2 separate regions of the Homo sapiens genome follow, and region 2 is linked to region 1. A link is a loop called in an ENCODE intact Hi-C map of the cell type or tissue named here. Cell type or tissue: ascending aorta. All regions are shown on one strand. Each heading gives the region's core, and the rest is flanking DNA. Links, peaks and the distances in the headings are about the cores only.

Region 1 (11,277 bases), core at 2,581-7,580:
CGACAGAGCGAGACTCCGTCTCAAAACAAAAAACAAACAAACAAAAAAACTCATCATATGCCTTCCCAACTCACACACAGGCACACACACACACCGAGGAGGTCAGAAACATGTTCTTGTGCATCCAACTTCAAAACATTAAGCTTTATAAAATTCAACAATATTTTTCTCATTTCATGTCTGAACAAGGCCCAGCACAGATCCAAGGACCAAAATTTCCCAAAGGACTTGCAAGAACATTCCAACTTTAACACCACATCCAACGCAAACACTTCTTTAAAAGAACGAGCAGATTCACATAGCCAAAAACTCAGGAGTTGAACAAGTCACAAAATATCAGCCCATCCATTTATAAGAGGTACAAGTTGAGAACCACTATGGTTGAAGGATCTTGCCCAAGGCCAGTCATACAGCTGGAATGGCAACCCAGATTCCAATTTTAGAACTATCCCAATAAGCTACATTGATTGAACTCCTCCTATTGTACTTGTCAATAGACAGCTGGAACAGCACAAAACATTAACTTGGAAAGAAAAACAAAAATAAAATGTATCGCCTCGTTTGTTTAGACAACAAAACCTATTCCAGCCTGGGCAGTGGTTCACACCTCTAATCCTAGCACTTTGTGAAGGCTGACAGGCAGGAGGATTGCTTGAGGCCAGGAGTTCAAGACCAGTCTGGGCAACACGGCAAAACCCCATCTCTACAAAAATTACAAAAATTAGCCAGGCACGGTGGCATGCACCTGTAGTCCTAGCTACTTGGGAGGCTGAGGTGGGAGGATAGCTTGAGCTCAGGAGGCAGAGGATGCAGTGCGCCATTACACTTCAGCCTGGGCGACTGAGTGAGCCCCTGTCACAGAAAAACACACACAAAAAAAAAAAAAGGAAAGAAAGAAACCAATAACAAGAAGAAAAAAACTATTCTAATGGGTTTGTAACATGGACAACTACTTGCTCTTTAAAGAATGAGACAGATAACTGTAATGGTAAGAAGTCATTTACTGAGCACCTATTACAAATCTGGTAATATGCCAGGCGCTACCACCCATCACTGACCAATCACTGAACTAGGACTTAGGTAAGCACCATCAATAAAACCCTTAAAGCACAACGGGAAGAGAAGCCTGGGCTGCTAGCACAATAAGCCCCAACAAACTAAAATGTTAGATTAAGGGACAGAAGTATTTTCTACTTCATAAGTTAATTATACATTACCAAGGTTACTTTTCCCCACTATTTTGCAGGAGTCAACGTGATACACAATATAACCAAGGGTGACAAAAGCAACCATACTCCAAAGTATTCAGCAAAATACTTGACAAGCAACATGCATGACAATAGCCCTAAGGTGTTGGAAGACTGGGATACAAACCCCTGTTGTCTGGGGCCTGTTGTGGGGTGGGGGGAGGGGGAGGGATAGCTTTAGGAGATATACCTAATGTAAATGATGAGTTAATGGGTGCAGCACACCAACATGGCACATGTATACATACGTAACAAACCTGCACATTGTGCAAATGTACCCTAGAACTTAAAGTATAATATATATATATATATATATATATATATATATATATATATATATATATATATATATACCCGTGTTGCTCCAATTCAAATTTGTGACAAGTAACCAGTTATTATAGGATTATGCTGGACAATGAGATACACCCCCTCCCATATTGTTCTAAATAGATACTTTATACAGAAAACTCATTATAGATACTCATTATATAGAGAACACAGTCTTTAATTAGAGTCTCTGAAATAGCTATTCCCCATCCTTAATTATGTAACACATAACACGAAAACTTCTGATCACAGCCTGATGGGCAGCCAATGGGCAAATTCCCTCAAGGTTCAGTGACCCTAACTGTGAAGCTATTTTTCTTTAATTATGTTACAGAAAAAGATGTCTCAATCCATGGTCCTCCTAAGCTTCAAGAGGAAAGGTTGGGAGGAAACTCATTAACTTAGTTATGATCGTCTATATTTCAGAGAGGAAAGAAAAAGAGAAAACTTTGCATAACTTTTTGATGGACATAAAATAATAGCAGAATCAGATTTTGTTTAAGATAATAATAGCAGAATCAGATTTTATTAAGTGGCATACCAACATTTTATTAAGTGGCATACAAGGCATTCTTGTGTTTATTTTTTAGAAATTATCAAAACCTACCAAAGCAAATCTAAAGAACGTATATAAAAGAACTTACCTAAAACATTAAATTAATGTTAAGTATAATTATAACAGCAGCTAACATTTATGTATTAGGTGTTAACTGTTCAACTTTACACATTGTTTTAATGTCTCCCAAATCAGCCTAACAGTAAGACTTACCTGGGGCACTTAATCACAGAATCCCTGGAAATTCTAATTCTGTAGCTCTGGGATGGGTCCCATTATTTTAAAAAATGCATTACAATCATTCTTATGACCAAGCTAGGTTAGGAAACAGATTCTCATGGGCTCTTCTTTAACAATGACAGGAAATAGGAAACACTATTAGACCCATTTGACAACTGAAGAAACTGAGGCTTAGAGAGGTCACAAAGCCACCCAGGGTCAGAGGCAGAAACAAACAGAAATGTGAGCTCAGATTTGTAGCTTTTAGCCTGAAAGTAAAACTGCAATCATTGTTCCTTTCCCCAGGTAACACACCAGAGAAGGACACTAACAACCTCAATTTCAGGGACGATAAAAATTAAGTAACAATCCATTCTTCTCTTATTATCTCTCTCAGAGTATCTAAGAAGGCTACACTGGTAAAAGGCTACAGTGCAGTTTCTGGCACATAAGTTACTGAAAATAAGATTTCTTTCCTATCTCCCATCCTTCATCCCTTCTTCTCTACTGATGTCCTCTAATTGGAGTCATTAGTCCTCTTTCTACCAAGCAAAGCCAAAGGTTCCCAGACATATACAACCTCAGAAAAAAAAATGTGAAATAAATGGCAGATACTAACATCAGATTTACTATTCATTTTTCTTTTTTTTTTTCATTTCATGAAAATTACATTCAAACCGGTTTCTTGCCTGGAGAAAAGCACAAAACAAAATTTACATAACGCCTTTAAAAATCAAAACACAATTAACGTTAAGTTTCTTCATGCATTCTCAAAAATCCAACAATATAGTTTAATAGAAAATAATGACAAGCAACATTTATTGAGCGTATCAAGTATTAAATCACTAATTCTCATCAGAAGTCCAGAGGGAATTACGCGAGTCCCATTTACAATTAAGAAAACAGACACAAAGAAATTACAAATTTTGCCCCAGGTTACACAGTTACTAAGTGGTAAAGACAGTATGCAAAATTAGAAGAAGAACTACTATTTGAATTCATGATTTCTTTATTACAATTATCTACTGCTGCGTAATAAATCATCCCAAAATATAACGGCTTAAACTAACAACAATCATTTTATTATCTTTCACAATTTCTGTGAGTCAGGAATTTGTACAAAGCACAGCTGAAATGCTTGTCTCTGCTTCCTGATGTCTGAATCTTACACTGGGAAGACTGCAGGCAACTCAATGGCCCAGGGCTAGAATCATCTGAAACCTCAGGTGTGTTTCACCTCCCCTGGAACACTTGGATGTGGCCTCACCATTTGGCTCCTTGAGCTCCCCTGCAGCCTCCTAGCTGGTTTCCAAAGTCAAGTGTCCCAAAAGAACCAGGTAGAAGCTATACCACCTTTTATGACCCTATCTTGGAAGTCTCACAGCACTGCTCCACCATAATCACATGGCCACCCCTCCATACAAAAAGAAGGAACGAGACATCACTACCCGCCTCCCTATGGAAAGAATCTCAAAGTTGTAAGAACAGCATAATTTCTGCCACAACCCCTAAATAACAATCAATAATATCATCCCTACCTACTAGTGAGAAAATGGAAGTTCAGAAAGGCTATGTGATTGCCCAAGGTCACACAATAAATAATGGCACTAAGATGCCAACACAGGCCCTTGTGACTCCAAATCCTGTTCAATTTCCATTACATCATATTTATAAAACATTCCATCTAAACTGAGTTGTTCCTTGGTGAAAGCTAGGACACATCCATCTTTTAAAAATAATAATAAAGTGAACCATTCCACCAAAAATATGCTAAAAGGATATCCAAATATAAATTATCAAATTTGGAAAGGCAGCAAATGGAAATCCTAATCTAAAGCATTCTTAGTTTACCAGTGATGTCAAATGTTAGCATTTTCTTTGTTGTTGTAATTGAGGATTCGTGTAAGAAAAGAGAAATACAATACCAAGAGTATTCAGTAAGGATAGTCCTTGAAAAGACTAGCAACCACCTAGGACAGTGGTGCAAACCATCCAATTAAGTCTAAATAGGAGATACCCAGGCAACACAATGAAGCCAATGAGCTACAAACTCCATCTGATGCCAAAACTAAAAGGGGAGTTATCACTCATCACCATCAACTGCTTTTGAAAAGGCCAATCCCAGCTATGAGTGTCTCTTCTGGCATGGGAAATTTCATAACACATCTTTATTGCCGGCTGAGGCCACTTGCCTCATCCAGATTCACTGCCTTATGAAAATGTGCAATATGAATGTTTACCGTTGTCATGGAACCTTCACATGAGTTCAAAATAACACACACCCATCACTGTGGCATTTCCAAACAGGACTGAATGGTTGGAAACGGAGGTGCTAGCTAATGTTATTTATTAAAACAAATAAAAACGTCTCTTTTATTTTAGATATCTGTGATGTTCATGGAGGACTTGGCAATATGTGCATGGTTGGGCATAATCTGATAATAAATCCATCAGTCCTTTATTTTGCTACTGGTTAACTAAAATGCCAGACATAAAGGCAACTGTACTTCTTTAACAAATGTGTCTTCTTCTAAGTGGGCAGTGTCAGCACTTGTTCCCTAGACGGGTTCACAGCTAGTACAACACACAGAGTCCCCCATTCAAAACTTCAGCACCTCTTCTCCAGCCCCTATTCTCTCCACTCAATGTCTTAACCATGGGCATTAAGGAACACAACATGTGAAATATACAGGCAATTTGCTGGTCTGAGTTTGTGTGACACCTTCAGGTTTCAGAAATTAAACTGCCACCCTCAGGGTCAGAGACCAGAATTCTCAAAAGTACTACAATTCATTCGAGAAGGCAAGGCATGGTAGACACTACCTTTGTCTTCAAACAATAATCTAATTTTTTCTTTCCAAATCCCTACAAAGACTCTTTATATGATCAATGACCATCTATCTATCCGGCAGCTTTCTGTATCAAAGGGAATAACTTAACCTAAATTCATTATAGTTTCATGTGCCAAGTGCACAGTAATGGCTAAAATCAAAGTCATTGAGATGATGAAGCCCCATCCAAACTTACGTCAGTTACCCTCCATTTTAACATTGAAAAACAGTATTTATCAGTACCATCAATATATTTGCTTCTAAACACTTTTTCCTCAAAGGGACTTTTCAATCATCAAACTATAGCTGGCATTAAATCCAAAAGAATATTCAACTATAGCAAGTAATATTTCCCTGGAAAGCTATTAATTATTCAGCATTCCTTAGCTGCCTACAAGCAGATAGATACCCAGGTTGTTCTTTGTTGGAAACACTCACTCAGCGCCCCTGCCCCCAGCTTGGAGAGGAATACAGGCTGACCCACTACCATTGCATCTCTGTAAACCTCAAGAAGTGATGCTGCAAGGACCAGCTCAATAGTACCTAACAGCCTGGCTGACATGGGGAAGCCCCCAGCCAGACCAAAATCTCCACCCACTGCGGTATTTTTCTCCCTATAGGCAATAGACAAAAGGCCAATGTTCCCACTCACTTTAAATTCAGGCATAAGTAACAGGACTCAGACAAGGAAGAAAACTGAAGTCCCAGTCAAAACTGAAACCCACCAGCGTATATAATAAGTATTTTTATTATTATCACTAACAGCAGTAATCACGACAAAAAAAAAAAAGTACAACCATGCCCATGGCTGACAGGAAGGTTATCAATCGAGGACAATTTAGTTATATGTGGTTTAGGAAGAAGAAAAAACGACTTGAAATTATCAAAACCTTGGACTCAGGAATATCACATCTGTGGAGCTTGTCCAAGAAAACTACGAATCATGTGGACAAAGATTTAGCTACAAGGACATTCAACAAAGAGTTGTTTAAAACATGAAAAACTGGCTGGACACGGTGGTTCACACTTGTAGTCCCAGCTATGCAGGAGGCTGGGGCAGGAGGATCGCTGGAGCCCATAAGTTTGAAGTTACAGTGAACTATGATTGTGCCACTGCACTCCAGGCAGGGCATCAGAGACCCCGTCTCAAACAAACAAACAAACAAACAAACTGGAAACAACCTAAATACCCAACAATAATATGGACAGTATACATCCATACAATGAAATACTAAGTAAAACTTTAAAATGATAGTGTAAAAGCAGGTGAGGCTTTTCTTTGACATGGCAACCTGTTCATGATTTCACAGGAAATGAATATTCAAGTAACAAAATGTATACTGTTCAATATAAATTTTGATTTTATACACCTACACATAATACAACTAGAATAATACAATTGCCCCTCCATATCCGAGAAAAATTGGTTCCCAGGATCCCCTTGGATACCAAAAATCCACAGATGCTCACATCTCTGATATAAAATGGTACAGTACTTGCATAAAACCTATGCACATCCTCCTGTATAGTTTAAATCATCTCTAGATTACTTATAATACCTAATACAATACAAATGTTATGTAAATAGTTGTTATACTGTTTTTTTATTTGTACTATATTTAGTACATCACTAAAGAATAAAACTGGTTATATTTGATAGGTGGAAAAACAGGTGAGTTTTTGGGTTAGCTCTTCCTAATAGTTCTGTAATAAACATGTACCACACTCTTTTGCATTAGAAAATTAATGGACTTTAATTCCAACACTTTGAGGGGCCAAGGCAGGAGGATAGCTTAAGCCCAGGAGTTCCAGACCAGCTGAGGAAACACAGCAAGAACCTGTCTCCCAGAAAACCAAACACCGCATGTTCTCACTCACAGGTGGGAATTCAACAACGAGAACACTTGGACACAGGGTGGGGAACATCACACCCTGGGGCCTGCTGTGGGGTGGGGGGCAGGGGCGGAATAGCATTAGGAGAAATACCTAATGTAAATGACGAGTTAATGGGTGCAGCAAACCAACATGGCACATGTATACCTATGTAACAAACCTGCATGTTGTGCACATGTACCCCTATGTAACAAACCTGCATGTTGTGCACATGTACCCTAGGACTTAAAGTATAATTAAAAAACAACAACAACAACAACAAAAAAGAACCTGTCTCCACAAAATTTTTTTTTAAAATTCAGCCAGGCATGGTGGTGTACCCCTGCAGTCCCAGCTACTAGGGAGGCTGAAGTGGGAGGATCACTTAAGCCCAGGAGGTTGAGGCCGAAGTGAGCTATGATAGCACCACCGCACTCCAGCCTGAGCAACAGAGTAAAATCCTGTCCAAAAAAAATAAAAAAAGAAAGAAAGGAAAAGGGGGGAAAAAAAAAACTTAATGGAAAGCATTTAAGCATTTCAACAACATTCTACCACAGGGATCACTTTTAAAGGCATACTGTTTTCAGAAAGACAGATGTTTTCTCCCTAAAATTAACTTGCAGTCCAAATCCAAATATTTAACTCAAGATACAGCCATAAACAGCTTTTTCTCTCTGTAGGACACTTAAGAATAAATGCTTGTGATTAGACTGACCACCAGCCAGAGAGTTTGATATACGATTTGGTTTAATGTTTTCTACAAAAATCCCTGCTCAAAAGGATTCTTCTCAATGTATCTATTTCCACCTGTTTCCTGTATTTGTTTCTCCCCAAAATCCTACCTTTCTGTGGCATAACATCGAATTTTTATTCATCCCAAATAATGGTCCACTGAACACTTTAAATAAAAGGCGGCTGGGTAGTAGCTTGGAGATAAAGCACTATTTTACAAAACCCTAGGGAAAGGCAGTAATATGGAAGAGTTTAGTGTGGCATCATAAAAAGTAGGCATTTACTTGTAAAAATTAAATGCACACAGGCTTGTTCATTTGTATGTGTACATATGTACGTGTAAAAAAATTATATACACAAATAAAGAAAAACAACAAAACAAAACAAAAGAACCCTGAAATTCAAATTGTTGACAGGTATAGAAAATAGGAGTAAGTTCATGGCTCCTTCATTTGCTATGTCTCATTTCACAAAAGTTCCTATTATTTTGAAACACTTAGTATACAAAGTCCTTCAAAATATACTGACATAGAAAAGCAAATGAAAATGACAGCAACCAAAGGCAAAGTAATAGTTAATAATAATATATTGTATAGTTTCAACTAGCTAGAAGGAAAATATTGAACATTCCCAACATAAAGAAATGATAAATGTTTGAGAAGATGGATATGCTAATTACCCTGATCTGATCACTATACATTATATGTTTTCAAAATATCATATGTACCCCATGAATATGTACAATTATTATTTGTCAATTTAAGTAAATATATTTTTAAATAATTAAAGAAAATTTAAAAAAATTTTTTTTTGAGACTTGGGTCTCACTCTGCAGCCCAGGCTGAAGTGCAGTGGCACAATCTTGCCTCACTGAAGCCTCAACTTCCCAGGCTCGGGTGATCCTCCCACCTCAGCCTCCTGGGCAGCTGGGACTACAGGCACACACCACCACCACGCTCAGCTAATTTTTTTGTAGAGACGGGTTTCGCCATGTTGCCCAGGCTGGTCTGGAACTCCTGGGCTCAAGCAACCCTCCTACCTCAGTCTCCCAAAGTGCTGGTATTACAGGTGTGACCCACCACGCCCAGCCTAAAGGTGTTTTAAGTAATATATTCTAAATGGATATCTTTCAAAACAGAAAATACATTCACAGTGGAAAAAGTAAAATGTGAGGATTCAGCTCCAGGAAAAGAGTCATCAGAGGAAGGAAGTTCATAACTACTCAGGTCCATTTTCTCTTTACAATTCTTACTAATAACATGTCCCATTATGACCATTCCGCTGAAGAAATCAGACTTATCAAGAAATGAAAACAGATCACAGGAAGGCAGGGGAGGAAATGTCAACCTCAGAAAAAACTGAGATCATTTCAGAGGTGCTGACAGATAATGGAAATGCCACCATGGCAAAACACTACCATCCTTTTGTGACATAACTGGGATAAAAATCCCTACAGACAACAATACCAGGGGAATAAAATTAAGAGAGCTGAAAACAGAAAGAACAACTATGACCTATTCTCATGTTTTATGCTGGAAAAATGAATTTGCAGCAAGGGCCTTGGTGCCAATGTTAATTCTCCATACATATGGAGCCCCAAAGATATATCTAATACAGTTTCATATATACTTCTGCTAACTTGCTTACATTCTGAATGGGACTTTCAAAGGGGGATAAAGTTAAAACTGGATTAAGGAACCCAAATTAAAATAAACCCTTCCTGATGCACTAATTTTTCAGATACCATAGAAGTCTTGGTCAAGTCCAAAGTGAGAGTGCTAAGATGGCATTGCACCCACAGAAATACAGATCTTGCTTCCAAAGATGAGGGGAAAGGAACATTTTTCACATATCTTGCAGTTAATCACTTACATACTTAGATCAAAGGGAGTAATCAAAGTTCCAAAAGAATTTCAGATTAGCTTTTACATTATCATGTGTCCCATGATTACAATTACCTGGACCCAAAAAAAAAAACGAGCTTTCTACACTAATGGATTTGTCTTGGGGACAAGAGATAGGCAGTATACACCCATCGTCTTGCTTTGCACGTTATTGCAAGGACACACGCAACATCGTGTCTTTCCTATGTCAGGCATCCTTGGACTCATTAACTCTTAAAAATCCCATCCATCACCCAGGACATAAAAGGTAAAAGTCACAACATCACTAACCAACCTTCAAGATAACTTCTCACTCACTACAATGAACATGATGTGTAAGAGGTAGACAGAAAACACAGTGTTATAATTGGGAAGAGGTGATAAAGGTGTGAGCAAAAATTAAAAGAGTCATGTATTATTTGCCTAGTGTTAGACTTGAAAAAGGGCTTAGTATATGGTAAGCACTCAATAAATGTTCACTTAATCATAATATACTAGTACAGAATTACTTAGCCATATCTGTCTGTCCAACACCACACATATAAATACTCACCATTTGACTAGGTTTTGATGAACTTGAAATTGGCGTGAAGAGGGAGTTAGTAAGAGGCCCCACAAAGAAACACAAAAAGGCAACTGTGGTGAACACCACCAGGTTACCAGATGAATACCCTGTCTCCCCAGTCTTCTAGCCATTTTCTTACCCCTATAGGTTACAAAAGACATACTTTCAGCCATCATTTTCGCATAGAACGCCATTACGCTGGCCACAGGTGCAGACATCTGACCTATTATGAACCATTGAGAATCCTTCTCCCTGGTATTTACAATCAGAACTAAGAGATTCCAGCTTCAGTCTGGATGAACCCTTGAGAGGAAGAAGTATATGCTAGGAGTGTGGACAGCCAGGCTCTGGGAAGCAGATCAGTCTATTTTGAGAGAACAGAAGAATGAAGTAAGAGCGCATTCAGCAGGAAATGAAAAATACCTACAGAAAAACCTGATAAGGTTCAAAGTCTTAGTCCCGGGGTGTTTCCAAAACTGGCCTACACTGGATAACCCTTACCTTGGGTATGCTTCAGATACCCTTACAGTAAACATCCTCTTTTTATTTTTGCTCAAGAGCATTTATACTACTTGCAACGCAGAGCCCAACATAAAGACTATTCCTCTCTAACCAAAACAATCCAGAGACAAGGAAAAAATAAAAGATGACGCCACACAAAAGGAAGAGCAAAATAGCCCAGGGTGGTCTTTCCAATGATGAGGAATCCACCATGCAGGCCCAGACCAGAGACTGGGAGCTCAGAGAAAGTGTATGGATGACATTTCTGTTCATCCTCGGTGGAAGGGTGAGAGTCACGTGGTGACGAAATTGGCTGGAGATATGAGCGTTGTTTTTACAATGTTTTAGTATCTGTGAATACCACATTCTTTTCCTTTCTTGTACAGTCTTGTTTGAAACTCTGGCAAAACGCTGCAAAGGGGAAGCAATTGGAAGTTGGCTGAGATGAAGTTATGTGATTTCAATTAAAAACATTCTCTCACTTGTGGCTTGCTATCGCTGTGGAAAATAAAGAACTGCAACGGCAAGGTTTTTTCCCTATTGA
Region 2 (11,277 bases), core at 2,453-7,452, 51 kb after region 1:
TTGAGCCACTGCACTCCAGCCTAGGTGACACAGCAAGACTCCGTCTCAAAAAAAAAAAAAGAATTATATTGCCCCTAGTTAAAACCAAGACAGTTCACTAATACAAAACGGCATCAGATTGCTCCAAAGTAGGCTTCCTCAGCCTTGGTACTATTGACATTTGGCGCTAGTTATTGCTTCTGTGCACTGTAGGATGTTGAAGCAGTATCCCTGGCCTCTACCCTGTAGATGCAGTAGCACTCTCCCAGTTTTGACAACCAAAAATAAGTCTAGATTGTGAACTGTCCCCTATGGGGACAACATCCCCACCCCCACCTCCCCTTAAGAACCACTGCTATTTGAACACCACTGAAATGAAAACCCCAACTTTAAAGTCTAAAGCTCTTGAGTTTGGCTTCTCTCATAAATGAAGAAAATAACATCCTCAGAAATAAGAACTGTTTCCCAATGGCTTTCAGGCATTAAAGGAAAAGTATTAACTTTCTGTTGTTGTTGTTGCTGCTGTTGTTTGGAACAGGGTCTCACTCTGCTGACCAGGCTGGAGTGCAGTGGTGGAATCTTGGCTCACTGCAGCCTCTGCCTCCCGGGCTCCATTAATCTTCCCACCTCAGCCTCCTGAAGCTGGGACTACAGGCATGAGCCATCATCCCAACTATTTTTATTTTTTGTAGAGACAGGGGTTTCGCCGTGTTGCCCAGGTTGGTCTTGAACTCCTGGGCTCAAGTGATCCGCCTGCCTTGGCCTCCCAAAATGCTGGGATTATAGGCGTGAGCCACCATACCCAGCCTTAGCTTTCTTAGAAAATGCCATTTTCCTTCCTGACCTGTGACCAGGAGCTTTACCACACAGCATGTTGCTATATGCACAGCACAGTCTGAGAGAAGTGTTACTTTAATGGCTAATATAATACCATTTGCAGAAAAAAAAAAAACACATACAAAACCACCAAAAGGAGAAATCCTGACATTAGTGAAATATTCAGTTGTAAACCAAAAGAATTCCTTACTGAGAGTGATTGGCTTTCACATGCTTTGCCCAGTAATGAGCAAATGATATCTGAAGACGTTTTATCTGTGCTCTGGAGAACTACTATCTTTTAGTAGCCTCAAACAGACAGTTGATCATTCTGGGATTTGGACATGATTTTCTTGGTCTCCCAGCCCCATTACCCGGGGGCCAGAAAAAACATTTGGCATGATCCCGACTCTAATATAAAAGGGTTGGCTCCCTTTTTGGTTTCTAACTACCACTGTTAAATATGAGGTCAAAGTTCTAATGATTACTGTCACTTTCTGATTTTACAGTTAAGTATATCATACAGAATGTTAGCAAGTGCCTCACTTTCCTCATCCATAAAGGCAGATAATAGCACCTACACCCTAGAGGGTTGTTATGCAGATCAAATTTTATTTTGAGGATCAGTATTTGTAAAATGCGACCAGGTGCGGTGGCTCACCCCTATAATCCCTACACTTTAGTAGGAGGCCAAACCAGACAGATAACAAGAGGTTGGGAGTTCGAGACCAGCCTGGCCAATAGGGTGAAACCCCATCTCTACTAAAAATACAAAAATGAGCTGGGCGTGGTGGTGTGCACCTGTAATCCCATCTACTCGGGAGGCTGAGGCAAGAGAATCCCTTGAACTCGGGAGGTGGAGGTTGCAGTGAGCCGAGATCATGCCACTGCACTCCAGCCTGGGTGGTGGAGGGAGACTCTGTCTCAAAAGAAAACAAATTTGTAAAATGTTCACAATACTGTTTATATATAGCAAGTGGTATATAAGTGCTTGTTAAACAAATACAATCTATATAACTCTTGTTATTTGATGGAGAAATTATAATGTTTACAGTTGCATTCGTCGTGCCAGATTGGCTGTATTTTTGTTTTGTTCTGTGTTTCTTTTGCTGGGAGAAGATGGAGAAACATTCTTTGAAAATGTCCCTTTTTCTCTCTGAACCTTCACTCATGCCCTAGAAAAAAGAAAATCATCTCAGGGCCAGGCACAGTGGCTCACACCTGTAATCCCAGCACTTTGGGAGGCCAAGGTGGGCAGATCACGAGGTCAGGAGTTTGAGACCAGCCTGGCCAACATCGTGAAACCCTGTCTCTACTAAAAATACAAAAAATTAGCTGGGCGTGGTGGCAGGCGCCTGTAATCCCGGCTAGTCGGGAGGCTGAGGCAGGAGAATCGCTTGAACCCGGGAGGCGGAGCTTGCAGTGAGCCAAGATCATCACTGCACTCCAGCCCAGGTGACAGTGCGAGACTCCATCTCAAAAAAAAAAAAAACTTCTCAGGAAACAATACCCTACTATATGTGATGCACTAATTGTGTGTGTGATTGTGTGTGTGTGTGTGTATATATATATGTGTGTATATAGATTCTGGTTTGTAATCCACAGTACAGATTTCACTACAGTCACTAATCTTGTCCTACAATTTGAAAAACACTGCTTTAGATGAGTATTCCAAGAAGAATATTCTGTAGAGAAGCAGTATCACAACATATTAAAGAGTTTCATGTTCAAGAAAGTTTGAGAAAGCCTTACTTTGTACACCTTAACAACAGTACAAGTCATTAGATATCCTGCAATTAAGAAATATATTCATTCTACAGAACTCAAAACTTATTTGTGAACTGGGCATTGTTTTCCTCCACTGTGACAGGGCAGCATCATATAGCTTGTGGGCCAATTTTCATATTTCTCAAATGAAAAAAGTTGAGTTCCAGGAAAAAAACATTCTTTCTGACTGAATCTAAAAGTGCCTAACTCTGTGCCTAACTCAAGTAGCTGTTTAAGAATCCTGGTTCAACTCCATTAAGCAGTTTTGCCATTTCTTAGTAAAATTTAATAAAAAGTGACCCTGGATTATTTTTCCCTTAAAAGGGAATGTTACTTGTTAAGCAGGCAAGATAGCAGAAATTGAAAGTGCTCAGCTAGGTGCAATGGCTCAGGCCTGTAATCCCAGCCCTTTGGAAGGCAGAGGCAGGACAGCTTGAGCCCAGGAGTTCAAGACCAGCCTGGGCAACATAGCGAGACTCTATCTCTACAAAAAATAAAAATAAAAAAATGAGATGGATGTGGGGTACGTGCCTGTAGTCCTAGCTGCTCGAGAGGCTGAGGTTGGAGGATAGTTTGAGCCCAGGAAGTTGAAGATGCAGTAAGACATGCTCATAGCACTGCACTCCAGCCTGGGCAACAGAGCAAGACCCTATCTCAAGGGAAAAAAAAATAAAGTGCTATTTAAATGCTAATAGCTTTCCAATGCCTTTTTTTGAGAAAAAGAACTAAGGAAAGGAAGAGCAAAAGAGAGAAAGAACAGAAGGAAGGAAAAGGAAGGGACGGAGGGAGGGAGCCATGAAGGGAGTCCTTTGGATATTAGATCTCCTGTGTGCAAGAAACTTCTAGAAGTATGACCAGCTCACCAAGGAAATAGCTAAAAAATAAAACAAAGATATATGTCTAAATTTCATACTCTTTGCAGCATTACAGAATAAGGGAAGATAGTTGGGGTAGAGAGGTGGATAACCCAACAATAGGGAAATGGTTAGGTAATAAAGAGAGTGTCAATTTTGTCCGACAGCATTAAAATATAACAACCAGGCAAATATTCATTATGTAATATTAGCATTCATTCATTATATTGAGGATATCCATTACATAATATTGCTGTGATGGGGCATGAAATAGAGGACGGGAACCAAATTCATCCATCACGTTACAACATATATGAAAAGCAACAAGGAAATTGGAAACAAGTGGTGTGTCCGTAGGGCAAGAGTGCTCAAATCTGGGAGCACCAATGGATCTGGTGGGGAAGCCCTTTTTAAAATGCAGAGTCTGTGGGCTCTCTCCCAAACATCCTGATTTTGAAGGGCCAGGGTGGACTCAAGAAACTGCATTTGGTTTTTTTGTTGTTGTTTTTAACTTTTACTTTAGGTTCAGGGATACATGTGCAGGTTTGTTATATGGATAAACTCGTGTCATGAGGGTTTGATGTACAGATTATTTCATCACCCAGGTACTAAACTTAGTACCCAATAGTTATTTTGTAATGACCACCTAGGAGATTCTGAGGCTGATGATCTGGGGACCACACATTCATTTCATGAAAACTTAATGGGTATGTAGTATCTGCTGTGAAAGCAAACTAAGTATAGCCTGAGAAGGACTCTGTACTTTTATATTTGAGTCCTTGTGGACCAACCTTGTCTAATAGGTAGACAAGGGTGAAAAACTAATTTAGGAGTATGCAGCTGTAACAATAGCTGAGTCTTGGCCAATCCCAGTAGCCATGCTTCAACCAGTCATACACTGCTGAGTGTTCAACTCTTTTCCAAATAAGGCAAATGCCAAGGTGTAACCCATCCAGCTATTTCTGTATCTCACTTCCGATTTCTGTATGTCATTTCTCTTTTCTTGCCTATAAATTTATTCTGACCACAGGGCATCCCTGGAGTCTCTGTGAATCTGCTGTGATTCTGGGGACTACCCAATTCGTGAATCATTCGTTGCTCACTTAAACTTCTTTAAATTTAATTTGGCTGAAGTTGTTCTTCTAACACTGCCAATCCCTGTTCTAGGTGCTAGAGACAGAGCAGTGGCTAAAGGCACACTTGAGAGGCAAGCAATAAAGTGGTAATCATTCTTTTAAAAATCTTTAGTATTAAAATAGTATTTATTAAATAAATTCCCTGAAAAAAAATCAAGAGCCAACATTTTCCTGCTCTCTAATTTATGTTTTACTTAAGAGGAAATGCACCTTAGAAAGCTCTCTGGGCCTGGCCCTAGGGTCCGCCTACAGCATGGACACTGGAAGGGGGTGGCCACCGAGGGTATCTGTCCAAGTGAGGTCCTGGCACTTCCTGCCATTCCTGCATGCCCTCCCAGGGCACTAAGGGTGATGACTGGGAATTAGAAAGGGTGGTGATGAAGAAGGAATAAAAAATGTGTTACTTCAACTCACAAGAAACACAAGTTAAAGAACTTTCGGGAACTACAAGTCCTCGTCAGCGTCTTGTGGGCTATTGACGCTGACCTCCCAACTTGGTGCCAGTTAGAATTTCCTCCCTGCCTTTTCTGCATTTCATCATTTATTTCCTGGTTTGGAATATTAAAACTTTGCTTACATCCTGTTTTGGTCCCTTTGGTTTTTTTTTCCGTTGGGCAGAAATTTCAGCAACCTCCTCCAGGTTAGAGAAAAGCAGAGCCAAGGGTGGCAATGACTTTCAGCATGGACGAGAACAGCCACCAAGAGGGGAGAGCTCAAACCTATTTGTCTTGGCAATGGCATTCAGTGAGCTGCTGGTTATGTCATCTGCCTACAAGTAGGCCTCACTGTTTTGCAGTCATCCATTTCCCAATAATGGTATCCTGACACCACACACGCACACCCAGATCTGGCAGCGCACCCACCAGCCTGCGCTGACTCCAGAAGAGGTAGGGCCAGGGACAAGAAAACGAAAAACAATCCACATGAAACAGATCACTTAAGAATGTTAAATATTAAAAATGCTGTTTTCACCTGCAGAGTAAGAAAATATAGGAAAAAGTGGATAGCTGGAGAATTTTATGCAGCTAATGAGTTTATACAGTTTAAAAGCACACTTTTGAACTAAAATCTAAAGTGACAAAATCATGAAAGCTAAGCAGTATGCAAAACTCTACAACTGAAGTGTTTCACCTCAGTATTTTATATGAATTAATTTCAATTTACAGCTAAATGTCAAGGCAAATTTGTTTCTTTTCTATCTTGTGTTATGTTTGGTACCCTAAGGCTTTTAGACACTGAATAACTTATAAACAAATAACATCTCATCCTCATTGTTATGTAAAATAACTCCCGAGCTTGTGTTTCCTGTAGTTCTTCAAGGAAAGAGGATCCTAATGTTGAAAGAAAATTGTATTGGTAAGCCATAGCAAATGGTTCCTAAAAGCAGACTAACAAAATGCTAAGATAATAGGCCCCTATCATTTTATATTTATGGTTTTATCTATAGTAATTCTGGGATTAGAATTTGTAATACCCCAAACAGCATATGTAAGGTATAAATATCTCCTAAATATATTTAAAACCTGGAAAAATTATACAATCAACCTAAAATGGAGGAACACAAAGAATAATACAACATGTCTCTAAATTCTGACATAAATTTAAGGGATGAAAACTCCTATATTTATATTTTTAAATCATCAAATGAATACACTGAGATAAGCTATAATAAAATTATTATGCTCAATTTACACTAATTATAAATTGTACGTTTCTGATTAACTGTTGAGGCTTTCAAGTGAAAGCTTTAATCAGCAATATCAGTTTTTTGGTTTGTTTTTCTGAGACGGGGTCTCGGTCTGTTACCCAGACTGGAGTACAGAAGTGCAATCACAGCTCACTGCAGCTTGGATCTCCTAGGCTCAAGCGAGCCTCCCACATCAGCCTCCTGAGTAGCTGGTACCACAGGCATGCACCATCATGCCCAGCTAATTTATTTTATTTTTAGTATTGATGAGATCTCACTATGTTACCCAGGCTGGTCCCAAACCCTGAGCTCAAGCAATCTTCCTGCCTCAGCCTCCCAAAGTGCTGGGATTACAGGCATTGAGCAACTGCTGTGCCCAGCAATCAGCAATATCTTTCTCTTTTTTTTTTTTTTTTTTTTTGAGACAGAGTCTCACTCTGTCACCCAGGCTAGAGTGCACTGGTACGATCTTGGCTCACTGCTACCTCCGCCTCCCAGGTTCAAGCGATTGTCCTGCCTCAGCCTCCTGAGTAGCTGGGATTACAGGCACATGCCACCACACCAGGCTAATTTTTTTGTATTTTTAGTAGAGACGGGGTTTCACCATGTTGGCCAGGCTGGTCTCAAACTCCTAACCTTAAGTGATCAGCCCACCTCAGCCTCCCAAAGGGCTGGGATTACAGGCATGAGCCACTGCACCCAGCCTGGCAGTATCTTTTTAAAAATAATTGCTGCTAGCAGCAATGGACACTCTGCCCTGGAATATTATAAGATATATCTCCAGCCTTCCTAAATGACTCCCTTGTTTCATAAAACCCCAAATTTTCTGCCTTTTCTTTGAGACTTTCTTCATTAATGAAAGTTCTCTTTATTGCAATAGCCTAAATAAAAAACCCAATACATGTGCCCTTTTATTATACTAAAACCCAAATGGTTCAAGTAGAGCTTATGGTAACTTTTAAATGAGATTAAAAATCACTTGGCCGGCCTCATGAAATTACAGTTTGAGTTAGGCCCAGAAGCCTGAAAATTTTGGAAAGTTCAGTAGGGTTAACCCAAAAAACATCTAAATCCAGGTTTAAATTTGGGAAATCTTTTCTTTAAAAGAGAAGGACACAATTCAAACTGGCTCAACTTATTCAACATACTTATAAAACAAATCACTAAGTCTCAAATGAGTACATCTATCTTTGACCCACAGACTTAAAAAGCTATATATGCCAAGAAATAATATTTAAGCAACTGTTAAAATCTGTTAGGATTTTAGAATCGTAAAATCCTTTGGCAGTCAACCCATTCTACAGGGCACGAAGACGATGCTGCAGATACCTATCCATGAATTATGCAGTTCAATTTTATGTCCCTAAGCCAAACAACTGAATTGAATTCTCCACAGTCTCTTCCAACTGCCCAGTAACCAGCCTAAGAAAGGTGACAAGAGCAAAGCAAATGCAGCACAGAGAAAAAGACAGGCAAAGATGGCAGCTGTCATTTCTTCACATTGTGCTGTCAGACACTCTATATTCCTCAAAGCATTTGTCACCTCCGGAGCACACTTCCATTGCTGCCAACATGACATTTGGCTATAAATTTTTATTCACTCCACTTATTAAAATGCAAGGCCCTTGGTCCAGAGCACGTGTCATATCAGAAACCTTCCCATCACCTGCATAATAAACCTGTGCAAGCTGTGTCCAACATTTGTGTCCCTATATTCTAGAATAATGCTTAACACAGAGTAACCACCCACTAAACATTGTTGGACGAGGTGTTAAAGGTCAATTGCTATTTCTGTTGTTATTACTACTAGCTGGCTGGAAATTGCTAAGTTCCTGTTAGGTGCAGACTTAAGAAAACAAAACAGAATTCACTGACAAATGTTATCTTCTGTCTCAATCGTCATTTAGACTTGACCAAGTTTACTGCTTCATTTTACCAAGACTACAATCCCTCAAAAGAAGGAAATGTACTTTTTATTGTTGGTCACAAGCCCTAGCACAGTATAATATTCAACATGTCCAGCATTCAGCTGAAGTATGAGACATGCCTCCAAGTTTCTAAGGCTGAAAAGAGTTCAACTTTCTCTCCAAAGTGCTAAGATATACCACAAGTGCTACATGGGGAGAGTCTACTTACTGGTAGGATCTAAACTTAAACCTCCACATCTATCTAAATTCCCAAGTTTTTAAACTTTCCTATCTAGGGAAAAAAGTTTCTTTTACTTTTATATCTTGGCTCCAGTTTTATATTTAAACTAGATTGGGGCTGGGCACGGTGGCACATGCCTGTAATCCCAGCTCAAGAGTTTGAGACCAGCCTGCGCAACATGGCGAAACCCTGCCTCTGCAAAAAATACATAAATTAGCCGGGCAGAGTGGCATGTGCCTATATTCCCAGCTACTCAGGAGGCTGAGATGGGAGGATGACTTGAGCCCAGGATGGGGAGGCTGCAGTGAGCCGAGATGGCACCACTGCACTCCAGCCTGGGCAACAGAGCCAGATCATCAAAAAAAAAAAAAACAAAAAAACAAAAAAAAAACAAAAAAAAAAACAAACAAAAAAAAAAAACAGAACTAGCAATATTACTGTTTTTTTTTTTTTTACTTTACAGCTTGTCAATTTTAATCAAAAGAAACGAAAAGCCACATTCAGTATTAAAGTTAAACAAGTTAGGAGATGAAAGTAGACTAGACCACCCAAGTGGGTAACTTAGCACTGGCTGAAATTACCTAGCTTTAGTTCAGAGACCACTCCTGAAAAGGAAAAGACATTTCTAACAACTTTAGCCAAAGATCTGGGTTCTTTGAAGCCTCAAAGAACCCTCCTGGTAAGGGTACTCTGCATAGATCTGCATATTCTCCCATGGCCCCAAAAGACTAAAAGCCCAGGCTTGTACCCCGCCCTCGCTGTTGAAGGATCCTCAGAGAAAGTATGTTGAGAATCCATGAAAAACTAATTTAAAAGATTAAAATGTGCCCTGCAGCTCACCCTCTCTAGAAAACACTACAGGAGAAAAACAAACAAAGAATATAAGCAAAGTACTAAAAATCCCTATGTAAATTAAACTCTGTTGTTATACCAAAGATTGCTCAAAGGAAAAAAAATTATCATCTTTCCAAGAATTTGTAAATCCCTCTTCAACTGGTTGGAACGGAAATTACAAAATGCTACCCCCCACTGGTCGGCAAAAGCCACCACTTAAATGGAAAAGCTTCCCTTGAATCAAATGAAGTCCCAGACAGAGGTATGCACTGTGTGCTGTCACTACCAACATGAGGACCTACTCAGGGACAGATAGAGTGCAGGGATACCTCAGGGCAGGGGTGTCCATTCTTTTGGCTTCCCTGGGCCACATTAAAAGAATTGTCTTGGACCGCACATAAAATACACTAGGAACAATGATAGTTGGTGAGAAGAAAGAGAAGGAAGGAAGGAAGGAAGGAAGGAAGGAAGGAAGGAAGGAAGGAAGGAAGGAAGGAAGGAAGGAAGGAAGGAAGGAAAGGAGGGAGGGAGGGAGGAAGGTGGGAGGGAAAGAAAAGAAAAGAGAGAGGGAAAGAGAGAGAATCTCATAATGTTTTAAGAAAGTTCATGAATGTATGAATTTATGTTGGGCCGCATTCAAAGCATCCATTCAATCACTGTTTTCTCCTCCCAGAGAATTCTGCATGTAGTCAGGCTCTGGAGCTGCATGGTCCAATATGGTAACCCCCAGCAGACCCTGAGGACTTGTCATATACCTCACATGGCTGAAGAATTGAATTTCTCGTTTTATTTCATCTTCAATGATTCAAATTGAAAATACTCAATGCTGTTAGTGGAAAACATTTCATTGTGTTTGGAACCACCTGAATCTACTTTTTCAGTGAAATTTTGTTAAACGTAAAAACAGATCAAATGTTTCCAATGAAACTGTTGCATCGAAATGGAGATATACTCTGAAGTATAAATTACGCATCTGATTCAAAGACAGTATGAAAAACACGTCAAATATCTCACAAGTAACTTTTATTATTGACTACCTGTTGAAATATTATTTTAAATATATCTAATTGAATAAAATGTATTATTAAAATTAATTTCACTTCTTTTTTACTCTTTTTAAAGTAGCTACCAGACAATTTTAAATTACAAGTGGTTCGCATTATATTTCTATTGGACAGAACAGCTCTAGAGATTCCAATCAGCTTAAGCCTTCAACTTTAAAACTCCTTAATCATTTTTACGCATGGAGTTCTTTGGCAGTCTGGTGATGACTATTATTACCTCAGAATAATGTTTATAAATGAATAAAATATGTAAGAGTCCAAAGGAACCTAATTATACTGAACTGTAGTGAGCAAAATATTCTTAAATAATCATGCTTTTTCTTAAGGCACTGAAGAACAATAAATAAATAATGGTGAATCTATTAGCTACTGTAGTGATAAGAGTAAATGAGATTGCAATGTGATATTAAAATATCTGAGATTCCTACTGACGACAAAGTCATAAGTATTGCTTCTGTCACTGTGGTTTGTTGCCTACATTCATAATTCAAGGAAATGCTCAAATTCAGTTAGGGGTTAGTGAAAGTGTAGATAGATAACTCTTAGCCCACCCAAATTTGCAGATCCCCTATTTCTCTGACAGACTTTTTGGGGACCCGTGGATTCCAAGGTTAAGAATGCTGTTTTAATGCCTGATGAATCTGTGTGTCTGTTTGTCAAAGATGACCCCCATCCTTAGGATGTAATTTTGCCTTGGCTCATTCCTGTCAATTTGGTGTTCATGACTCATAATTCCTGTTTTTGACCACAACTAAACCAATATTAGAAGGAAGTGCTTGCACTTGTTTTTTTCCGATACTTTTGCTCTGCAAAGGGAACAGGAAGAACAGCAAGGAGTGTATATTTAAAAGAAAAGAGCACCTTAACTACGTACCAAAACACAATTCTTTTGATCTAATGATTAATTTGTGTGTGTTAGAATATTTACCAACCAGAAAGACCACATAAGGCCGGGCACGGTGGCTCGCGCCTGTAATCCCAACACTTTGGGA

Evidence for each region. Hi-C counts contacts between places; a loop is a spot of excess contacts. Peaks named below come from ENCODE experiments on the same cell type or tissue, not always from the same donor. Only the 100,000 strongest peaks of a DNase experiment are listed, where the experiment ranks them.
Region 2: a loop joins it to region 1, with 4 times the contacts of the local background. A loop is called at or near these places in 3 of 110 quality-filtered maps.

What each region holds. Positions count from the first base shown.
Region 1 is chr3:65,890,343-65,901,619 of GRCh38, forward strand. All of the region lies in intron 1 of MAGI1 (membrane associated guanylate kinase, WW and PDZ domain containing 1), which reads right to left. All of the region lies in intron 2 of MAGI1-IT1 (MAGI1 intronic transcript 1), which reads right to left. It overlaps MAGI1-AS1 (MAGI1 antisense RNA 1), which reads left to right and starts at 3,474. Exons shown (of 3, transcript NR_046575.1): 1 at 3,474-3,575. RefSeq lists a silencer at 10,932-11,226. In ascending aorta, for the core only: no CTCF peak of the experiment used is centred there; a DNase peak (open chromatin) is centred at 4,539; H3K27ac peaks cover 2,575 bases.
Region 2 is chr3:65,941,300-65,952,576 of GRCh38, forward strand. The region is part of intron 1 of MAGI1 (membrane associated guanylate kinase, WW and PDZ domain containing 1); the gene reads right to left. The region is part of intron 1 of MAGI1-IT1 (MAGI1 intronic transcript 1); the gene reads right to left. Among named protein-coding and RNA genes, the nearest start is that of MAGI1-IT1, 7.6 kb to the right of the region's middle. In ascending aorta, for the core only: no CTCF peak of the experiment used is centred there; DNase peaks (open chromatin) are centred at 4,880 and 5,332; H3K27ac peaks cover 1,966 bases.